Regions from separate parts of the Homo sapiens genome. Here region 1 is linked to region 2. A link is an interaction called in ENCODE POLR2A ChIA-PET data of the cell type or tissue named here. Cell type or tissue: MCF 10A. All regions are shown on one strand.

Region 1 (5,000 bases), 840 kb after region 2:
CTCTGTCTCTCTGCACTTCAGTTTCCTTCCTCTCTGACAAGAAGCTGCAGCACTCACAAGGCTGAGGCTCTAGTAGCACTAATGTGAGCCAGACCTGGCTGCGGAGGTGCTATGTAAGCTTCTCCACACTGAATTGACAATGAGTTTCTACACTGACCTTCAAGTTCCAAGTTTATTCTGAGGCATTCTGTAAGCAAGGCTCACAACCAATACGTCAAAATTTTCAGTTAAGGGTCCAAGCTAGGTTTTCAAAAGTTTAGACAGTAATTACATAAGCCACACCCAATACTTCCATGTCACCTTTCGAAGAGATAAACCTCATTTGTTAATGTGCTAACATAGCTCAACAATGTGAGTAAAGTACATAGAAGGACGCTGATTCTATCCAGGTTCAATCTAACCATACATTTGCCAACTGTTTTTTAAAGTTCCTTTAACAGTAAGGAGTCAAGGCCGGGTGCAGTGGCTCATGCCTGTAATCCTAGCATTTTGGGAGGCCGAGGCGGGCAGATTGTCTAAGCTCAGAAATTCGAGACCAGCCTGGGCAACACGGTGAAACCCCATCTCTACTAAAATACAAAAAATTAGCCAGATGTGGCGGCATGCACCTGTAGTCCCAGCTACTCGGGAGGCTGAGGCAGGAGAATCGCTTGAACCTGGGAGGCGGACGTTGCAGTGAGCCGAGATCGCACCACTGCACTCCAGCCTGGGCAACAGAGCAAGACTCTGTCTCAAAAAAAAAAAAAAGTAAGGAGTCAAAATGTAACTCTGACTTTCTCACTTTAGAGAAATTATTCCCTAAGGTAAACGGCACTTAACATAAACAAGATAGATGATGAGGAGAAATTACAACCTATTTCTCTTAGAAAAAAAAAAAAAAACTGACTTAAGCTGAGTGCTAAGCCAAGCTTAGTGATGGTGCTACAGCTCCGCACTGATTTCCCTTTCCAGTGTTTTACACATTGCTTGCTCCCTAATAATATTTACTGAAAATCAAGAAAGGAGTGATGTTGATGCTGTAGAGTGTTAAAAAGGCATCAAAGACAGAATCTCCATATATAAGCACCTAACAATCAAATGGCTGAATATACATAAGTCAACTGACAATAGGCATGCATATACATGACATATGCATCTGCATTTATAATTCTATATTTAATTTAAAAGCTTCCCCTATACATCTGTCTGGGACAGCAGTAAAGTAAGCAATGGAGACATAAAACAAAGACAGTATCTCACCACAATGTATCATATAAAATAAATGACTCAGTAGTCTAATACAAGTGATATTATTCACAACACTTTTTGAAGAGTATGGTACTTTTCAAAAACCAGTAAGTACTGTTTTTCTTAAAGATGCAAATGTAGTAAATAGAAGACAGAATGTTATTCTAGATCTAAGTAGGAAGAGAGTTGGAAAACAACAGGGATAAAAGATGCAAAGTCTTATAATCAAAAAGGAGAGTCATGTACTCTCTGTCCAGAGTAACGAAAGGACTAGGGTATGAGGGAAAAACAAGTATTCAAGCAAGGAAATGTGGGTTGTTTTTTCCACTACTGATAACGCACTGGACACCTGAATAAACTTGGCAGACTGCATTTCAAGCCGTAATTGTGTACGTCTCCTTCTTTCCACATTGTATGCTTCATTAAATCTTCCATGTATCCTGTACCTTGATCTTCCTCAAGCCCTTTCCACATCAAAACTCACCAAAATGGTCTAGCTCCTTATTTCCAGTTGGAATTTCCTCTCTGGTTGGGGTACACTTCTGTGACCACATCTTTTAAGCTGCATCTTATGATTCTTCAATAAAAATAGACTCAATTCCCTTCAAGGAAACTGGTACCAGAAACATTTCTGCCTCACAGAATCTATCACCTACAGGTAGGAATGTTCTGCTCTCTTAAGAGCTTTGTAAACTAGAACATGGTATACAAGTGTAAGCCGTGACTCAGCTGCTGTTATTAGTCACTTTACCCTTCAGAGTTGCTTATATCTAAAATAGTCTGTCTCACTCTTAACGTCGTGTGTAGAGAGCAAGTGGAATGCGAGTTTAACATATTTTATGCAGCACCTGGTACACCACATGCAAAAAGGCTTGTTGCTGATGACGCTAATGCTCCCTGAAATTAAAGTCTATCTTCTCATGATCACATAATAACTGGCAATCACCTTGAAATGGGAGTGTATTAAGCTCTATAAAACACAGCTAGTACTTCTGGCCCAAGTTCTGCTCTCAGTGAAACTAGAGAGCAGCAGCTCAGTGCTCCCCTCAGAATACACGTGTTTCAAAGCATTTAACCTTTCCATCATTCCCAAGAATATTCACAGTTACACCAGCCAGATTATTCAAATGACTCACCAAGTTTTCTTGCTTGTGTATGCCACTCAAATAAGAAAGATTAAATACAGCCCTGTTCACAGTAAATTAAGTAACACTAGAATAAGCATAGAAAAATGATTTATTCTTGATTCTTGTAAGTCATATACATCACCAAATCACTTTGGCTGTTATTCAACTAATAATTGAATTGAATTGGGGCTAAAATAACCATTGGAACTTAAATTTTCTTCCTTATACAGGAAGTTCCTGAAATTCCTCCTCCTCTAAAATACACATTTTAGAAACAGGATAATATCCAATGTTATCAATATATTCTGAATTTATACTTGGAGACATCCAGTATTAATCTTACTGATTTCTATATGCACATCGTGTTGACTTACTTATACAGGTAGGCTATCAGAGAATTAATTAGACATGAACTTAGAAATTAACTTGCTTAATGTCTCATCTATTCAGGAATTCCTTGAAAAGACTTGGCTACAATATTTCACATACTGATTGCTAATTCACTTTCATTTAGTCTTTCTTTCTTTTTTTTTTTTTTTTTTTTTTTTTTTTGAGATGGAGTCCTGCTCTGTCGCCCAGGCTGGACTGCAGTGGCACAATCTCAGCTCACTGCAAGCTCCGCCTCCCGGGTTGATGCCATTCTCCTGCCTCAGCCTCCCCAGTAGCTGGGACTACAGGCACCTGCCACCACGCTGGCTAATTTTTTGTATTTTTAGTACAGATGGGGTTTCACCATGTTAGCCAGGATGGTCTCGATCTCCTGACCTCGTGATCCGCCCGCCTTGGCCTCCCACAGTGCTGGGATTACAGGCTTGAGCCACCGTGCCCGGCCCATTTAGTCTTCTTTCTGTGAAAGGGTGCAAAGAATATTTGCAACAGGGGAGTTCAAGACATTTTCCAAAGTTTTATTCAGGAGTTGCCAAATCAGGTGAAATGTGACATCTCCCCCACCTCTAAATCCCATGGACCTTTGTACCTTAGCCACCTCTGACACAAGAATCTCTACAACTTGATCAGTAATATCCAACATATTTATTCAAATCATGTCTATCTCTCTCTCACACACACACACACACACACTACTTTACTGTGAAATGTATCTAATTGTTAAAAAGATAGCCTTATAGTGAAATGATATGCTTACCCCACGCTTCTCATGTTCATGTTAGGATTCTTTACTTGGGAACAAGACCACACATTTATACTCACACTGGCACATAACAATCTTTCAAACTCCAAGGTTCTATGATTCTATAATGTGAATACAGCTATTCTGCCTCCCCACAGAATTCTCCAGGTTAAGTACCTCAAGACTCTTCAAGTATGTTTAGAAGTTTTGTTTTACACATATAAATAAATATATATAATATCAATAAATGTTATATATATATTCCCTTTTTGAATGTAAAAATTAACATTATTCTGTCAAATACCATTTTATACATTTCAGCCACTACCTTGGTCTGTCAAAATAAACATTTTGGTTTTGAAATGTCATGCTTATCACTCATTATTCTTTCAATCATCTTTTGTTCTGTGTCATTCAAAATTCTAGGACATTTGCTTCAGGTTTTTGTTTATGGCACCCCACCAGACTGAAAGAAGGAAAGTTTCTTGAGCATCTACCATATGTGAAGCACCTTGATTAGTACCTCACACTTACTGTTTCCCATAATTTAATTCTCACAAAACCCCTTGTGATCACCTAGTTTATAACTGAGGAAATAAACAATACTAAGTGAGACTTAAACAACTGAGTAACTGGCTCAATGGTCTGGTAAATGACAGAGCTTGGTCTTTAAATAAAGTTTCTCTGAATCCAGAGCTATGTTTTTTCCATTACAATATGGGATCTGTCTTTAGGATAAAAGCAATTCCTGAGTACCTATCAGTCCGGGAAAGATGGTTAGCTAATTACAAATCTACCTACCCATCTTCGTTGTAAGGCTATTACGAAGTTGGTTTGTGAAATGCCCTGCTGATGTCATCAAATACTTTCTATAAAGTAAATAGATACAGTGTATATGCATGTTTGAGGCTTACAGGTATACTAGGCATTTTGTGTTTAAAAAAAGTTTTATTTAAGTAACTTTATGGGGTTGTTTTACTTTTGACGTTTTACAGCTGAGGACACTGACGCCCACAGCACTCAAGTGACTGTTCCAGGTCAAATAGCTGGTAAGTGATCCAGCCCCACCCTATCCACTAACCTAGCAGCTCTGTTACAAAGGATGCTGAGGTTGCTTTGACATGTCATGACATGTGCACTGTTGGATATGCTGGCTTCCAGACAGCAGCACATTCATTTTAAGGACTGTACAAATTATCTGCTTAAGAATACACTCTGAAATGTGGTCAGTGATTTTTCTCTTCTTTTCCTTGTCACTGTCATCTGTGCATTTACAAGAAAAGAGCTATATTCATCTTGTACTCTCTAGCACCCAGCACATTGCTTACAGTGTTTCTTTCGAAAAACAAAATTAAGCAGTAGAATCCTTTTGAAAATAAAATTTACCCGAAATACAAATATATAAAACAAATAAAGGCACAGCTTATTTGGCAAAAGAGGTAAGGAAAACCATGAGGGGAGTGCAGCTTCATTATCTCTCCATATCTGTCCCTCCCTCCCACCACTTTTCCCCAAAC
Region 2 (5,000 bases):
ACCCTGTAGAACCAGGAAATATCCACAGCAGATAGTAAAAGATGTGTAACGCGTGCTGAGGCAAGATGCAGTCAGTACAAAGGAGTTGAAGTCCACACAGAACTGTTGCACCAGCTGCAGCTGTAGTGACACCCACACAGCTAAGAGGATGTGAAGCAGGGCACAGGAAGCATCTGATGCAATTTACCGCTTGCAATATTCAAATTTACTTATCTCATGTTAAATCTAATCTGTTGCCATGTCTTCAAAATGATGGCTGGCCTCAATCTCTACAAAAGAGCTAATAAAAATGTTTTTGTTTAAAAAATAAAAATAAAAAAGCTCCACTCCTCCACTGCAACTGTGTATGAGGCCATATTTGATATTTATCATCTACCACCTTCACTCATTCTAGATTTTCCTCATCCTCAGCCAGGAGGAGTTTAGTCGGTTTTGTTTGTCTGAAGGAGTCAATCGGACCTTTGTATATGCGGGGTCTGAACCTTTGATTTTTTTTTTTTTTTTTTTTTTTTACTTTGTCACGCCCTGTTCACTGTAGTTGACAGTTCACTGCTCTCATCAGGCCTAGATGTACCACAAGACATCTCACTGAATCATCTGACTTCCAGATTCATTCTTCCTCCTGCTGCTGTGCATATGCAACCTTACTTTCTCATTATAATTAGGGTCAGCTATCCCCATGAATATAGTAGCTATTTTAGTTGCCCTCTTGTACACATCATGAGTATCCATAGTTACCATGCAGTGGTCACAGCTTTGAGTTCATGATACTTACTAATCCCTGTTAGAAGCAGAACTCTCCCGTATCCCAAGAATAAGAATATCTAATTCAGCAGAGCCAAAGTTGCAAAACCCAGAAGCATACATGCTGCAGATAGGTTACTACGGGGGCTACTCTTACTCCTACCTTTTGGTCCTTAGACCCACATATTCCACCTACTGGAGACACCATGTCATGTAACATCATGTATCAATGGTGTGCCATGCATTGATTCAGTGAATATACTGCAACTTGGAATATTGAACCCCCAAAAAACAGGATCCTGTCTCCAAACTACTACCTAAGCAGACACTTTAAGAGGCCACTTCATTATTAGATCAGGTTGATTTCTTCCAAGTGATGTGACATTTAGTAAGAACGGCAGATCTTAAGATCACGTGCCTGGTGTTTCATTTCCCTCATTTCCTTGATTTCAGGCAAGATCATGAATCACCCCACATTGCTAATTCAGCATTCTTAAAGATCTGGAATGGTAGGGCAGGCAGAGACACCATAATCAGAGAAAGCAAACCCATAGAATGAATCACTGTTCCCCCAAGGATGGAAGGGGTCTGATGTTGTCAGTTTGCTGTCAAACACCTGGTTTGTCCTGAAGGGGTCAGTATCTGCCTCTGCTGCTGGAAGATCATGTAATCAGTGGTAGGTAGCCTTGGGGAGAAAAAGCCATGATGTTGAGTGTGTGCAGCATCTCCATCTCTGCCACATGGCCACTCCACTCATGGGCCTATTGTGCATGTTGTAAGTGACTAAAGAGAGGCTAAAGAACTTCAACTGACCAGTCATCTGGTACATTGGCTTACCCTCTGGTAGATGTAGACAAGGATCTGCATGCTCTGGATACATTCTTATGAATCTTCTAACATTTCCCAGGCTTCTTGTTTCTAATCTTTCAGACTGTCTCCTTCCAGGCCTCTAAAGAGCAGGAAAAGTCACCTTCCATTGCCTGGAAATCAGTCTATATTCTAACCTCAGGCTACCCTCCTCTCAAGATGGCTGCTTGCCTCTCTGTCCTGTGGGAGGATTTCTCTTCACCACAGTCCTATAAGATGACTGGGTGGGTCTACGGTGAAGCTGCAGTCTTTTTTTTTTTTTTTTTTTTTTTTTTTTTTTTTTTTGTGCTCACCAACATACTGAGCTAACCCATCCATGAATCAGGCTTGAGGTTTTTTTTCATCATTCATCAGCTGGCTTCAAGCATCTCCATGAAGCCCTAGGGGTGAACTCAGGGAGAGGCACCAGTGTTAACAGTGACAAGAAAAATGGGAATTTGAGCCATCTGTTCATGGAACTTTCTTAATCCCTCTAGACCTGTTTAGGCCAAATTCTGAATATAGCATTTCAATCCATGGATTGTTGTCCACTCTATGATTCAGTGAATTCAAAAATACCCAGGTCATCATGAGAAGCTGAAGCCATAGAGTTGTCTGATGTCATATAATTAGATATTCCTTCTCTATTCTGACCCAGCAATAGGCCAGAAGCTACTTTTCAAATGGGAAGGATATTTTTGCTGTGGAAGGTAAGGCCTTCCTCCAGAACCTTAAAGACTTTCATTGTGAGGCTGTTAGTATAACCTACCACACACTCCACAGTAATATTATATTTCACTTTCTCACTAAATTTTCTGAATCATATTCCCAAGAGTCAAGGAGCTCACATGACAGCCTGGACCTGCTGCAGGCATTGGTAGTTATGAATAGCCACCCTGGTATATGAATGACATTCAGAAATACTCCTATTGTCCAATCTACTAACTTATCTAGTAATGACAGTCCCGGGCTTGTGGTCATATCACCCTATGAGAATATCTGAGTGAGGCCCAGATTCCTGATTGTCTGCAAACAGTGGCAGTTTTAAACCACTAAATATTGGGCCGGTTTGTTACAGAGCAATAGCTAATTGATACAAGTAATATGTCTACAAATACAGTAGTTTGATTTTTACAAGAAATGGTGACATATTTGAAAGTCAAGTTCAACCGGTATTAACGGACCTTGGAAAAAAGATAATGAGACCACAGTTCTTGGTGTCAGCTTCTAATAATTAATTACCAAGCACTAGCTCCATAGAGGCTTGTAGAGAACATGCAGGTGGTGCCATTTCATCTGGTCATGTAGCTTTTCTGTTACTCAGATTGTTTACAGAAATAGCTGCCTAACAAAGTTAACTTCTAGGAAGGATGCCAGGTTACACGGAATCATACCAGAGTCTTAGAATCACATTGGGCTTTCACCCAAAGTTTTTGCAACATTAGGTGGAGGCAATATAATTTGGCTTGAAAAGTTACAAGGGAAAAAAATGTCAGAAAATGCTCATGGAACAGGGTGTTCAGAGTCTTCAAGATAGGATCTTTCTTGGCCTCCTGAAAATCAGAGAAAATTGTATATCTGTGATTTTTTTTTTTTTTTAATAGAACGACCCAACAGAATCCAGGGTTGTCACAGATCATTATTAGGCCAACAACTGTAGAAGTTCTAACCCCAAAATTGAGCTGTAAGACATAGGAGCAGATAGAGCTACAGTTGGAAAATCTAAACATAGTCTAAAAGTTTTGGCGCTTCAAGAGCTTCTGGGGGAAAGAAAAGAAATTTGATTTCTGTGTTGCTGATGGAAAAGCTCAAAAATTACCTGAGAAAATTGTATTTGACATATTTTTATTGCAAATGGTATTTTGCTATTTGTTTCTAAAAGTTGAAAATGACCTTGCACGTTAAAAATCATCAGTTTAGAAAAAATATGAAGTCTGTTTGCATTTGGAATTAAGTATTCCAATAATTTCTTAAATTTAAAAACTACACATAGAAAGTGTTATTATTATTTTGGAGAGTTTTCGTAGGATATTCCAGGCCAATGATACTTATCTGGGTAAGGTGAACATGCAATTCTTAGACTTGCCTTTGTTAACTTTTAGTTTTTTTCCTTCCCAAAATATATAAACAAAAAGGTTTAACTTATTTCTTTCTGAATTTTTCTGACATAAATAAACCCAAGATAAGCATAGTGTATTCATGTTAAAGCTTCATAACGCTAAGTCTGTTCTGTCTTGGACTGAAAATTTATTTGAATTCCTTCAATTAAATTAAAATTTAAAGTTTCAATAAAATATATTATTTCTAAATCTATTTTAGGTTAACTTCAGGAATAGAAACTGATGAAAAACAGGGGGTAAAATTATTCAGTTACATCAAACTCTAGGTGTTAAGTGATTTTTTTTCAGAGTTATTTTCGAAACTGTGTGTTCAGTTATTACTTTTTCATAGTACTGAGTAGAGCTCCAGAAACTTGGAAGAGTCAGTTTTCAAAAATATCTAATTTATGGTTAGGAAACTGAATAACAGTCAACTATTTCCCATTGTTTCCCACTAAGTCCTTTGTTCCACAGTTACTTTAAATAAATTTTCTCACTTCATATAAAATGCCCTTTTGATAATACTGTCAATTTATCTTCTAAAGTCAAGCAAAATTAATTTTTTCAATATAATACAAATCAAACTATGGTGAAAATTTCAGTGATAGGAGAAGGTAGCTGAAATATATTTCAAGTACAAGCTCTAAGCAAGTAACTAAGACTTGGATTATGTAGAGTGCTTACTTTCTATTGGTGAATACTACTTTGCTGGGCCCCAAAACAGGGCAGACTAAAGGTGGTTGGTAGTTGCCATTGTATGAAGGTAGATTGCTTTTACAAAAGATACAATTTGGAAATGATATGTATCTATGATATGTTTCTTATTTTGTTCACTTAGCATATTTAAGTTTACTTATTAAAAATGAAACATTTCTGAGATAATTTTCTATTTTAATGACTCCAATCTGATTTAGAGACAGAGAGATAGAGTTCTCCTTAAATTATTTTGCATAGGGTTTCCATTGTATGGACAAAATTCTTATGCTTTTTTTCATAAACTTTGCTCAGGATTCACTCATGTTTCTAAATAAATAAAAGATAAATAAAAATAAGTTAATGAAGAAAATACTAACAGGACAATACAAAGGACCAAGTATCATTGGAGTTTTGGTTTATCATAGTTCCATGTATGGCCCCTGTATCAGCCAAAATAGGCTAAACTATGCTTTGAGAACAAATTTCTGTTGTTCAGTTCCATACTGTCTTCAGTCTGAGATCCAGGTTGATGGAATAGTCTCTTTCTGGAAGGGTGTGACAAGCAACATGTTTGCCTTTAAAGCTCTTACCTGAAAGTGGCATATGTCACGTCTG

Evidence for each region. Peaks named below come from ENCODE experiments on the same cell type or tissue, not always from the same donor. Only the 100,000 strongest peaks of a DNase experiment are listed, where the experiment ranks them.
Region 1: POLR2A ChIA-PET joins it to region 2 with 5 read pairs; 1 of 35 experiments calls an interaction of 5 or more read pairs at or near these places.

Annotation. Positions count from the first base shown.
Region 1 is chr2:144,097,982-144,102,981 of GRCh38, forward strand. The region is part of intron 6 of QTMAN (queuosine-tRNA mannosyltransferase); the gene reads right to left. Among named protein-coding and RNA genes, the nearest start is that of QTMAN-AS1, 160 kb to the left of the region's middle. In MCF 10A, a CTCF peak has its summit at 1,848; DNase peaks (open chromatin) are centred at 1,970 and 4,580.
Region 2 is chr2:143,262,048-143,267,047 of GRCh38, forward strand. All of the region lies in intron 6 of ARHGAP15 (Rho GTPase activating protein 15), which reads left to right. Among named protein-coding and RNA genes, the nearest start is that of ARHGAP15, 140 kb to the left of the region's middle. In MCF 10A, no CTCF peak of the experiment used is centred here; a DNase peak (open chromatin) is centred at 2,994.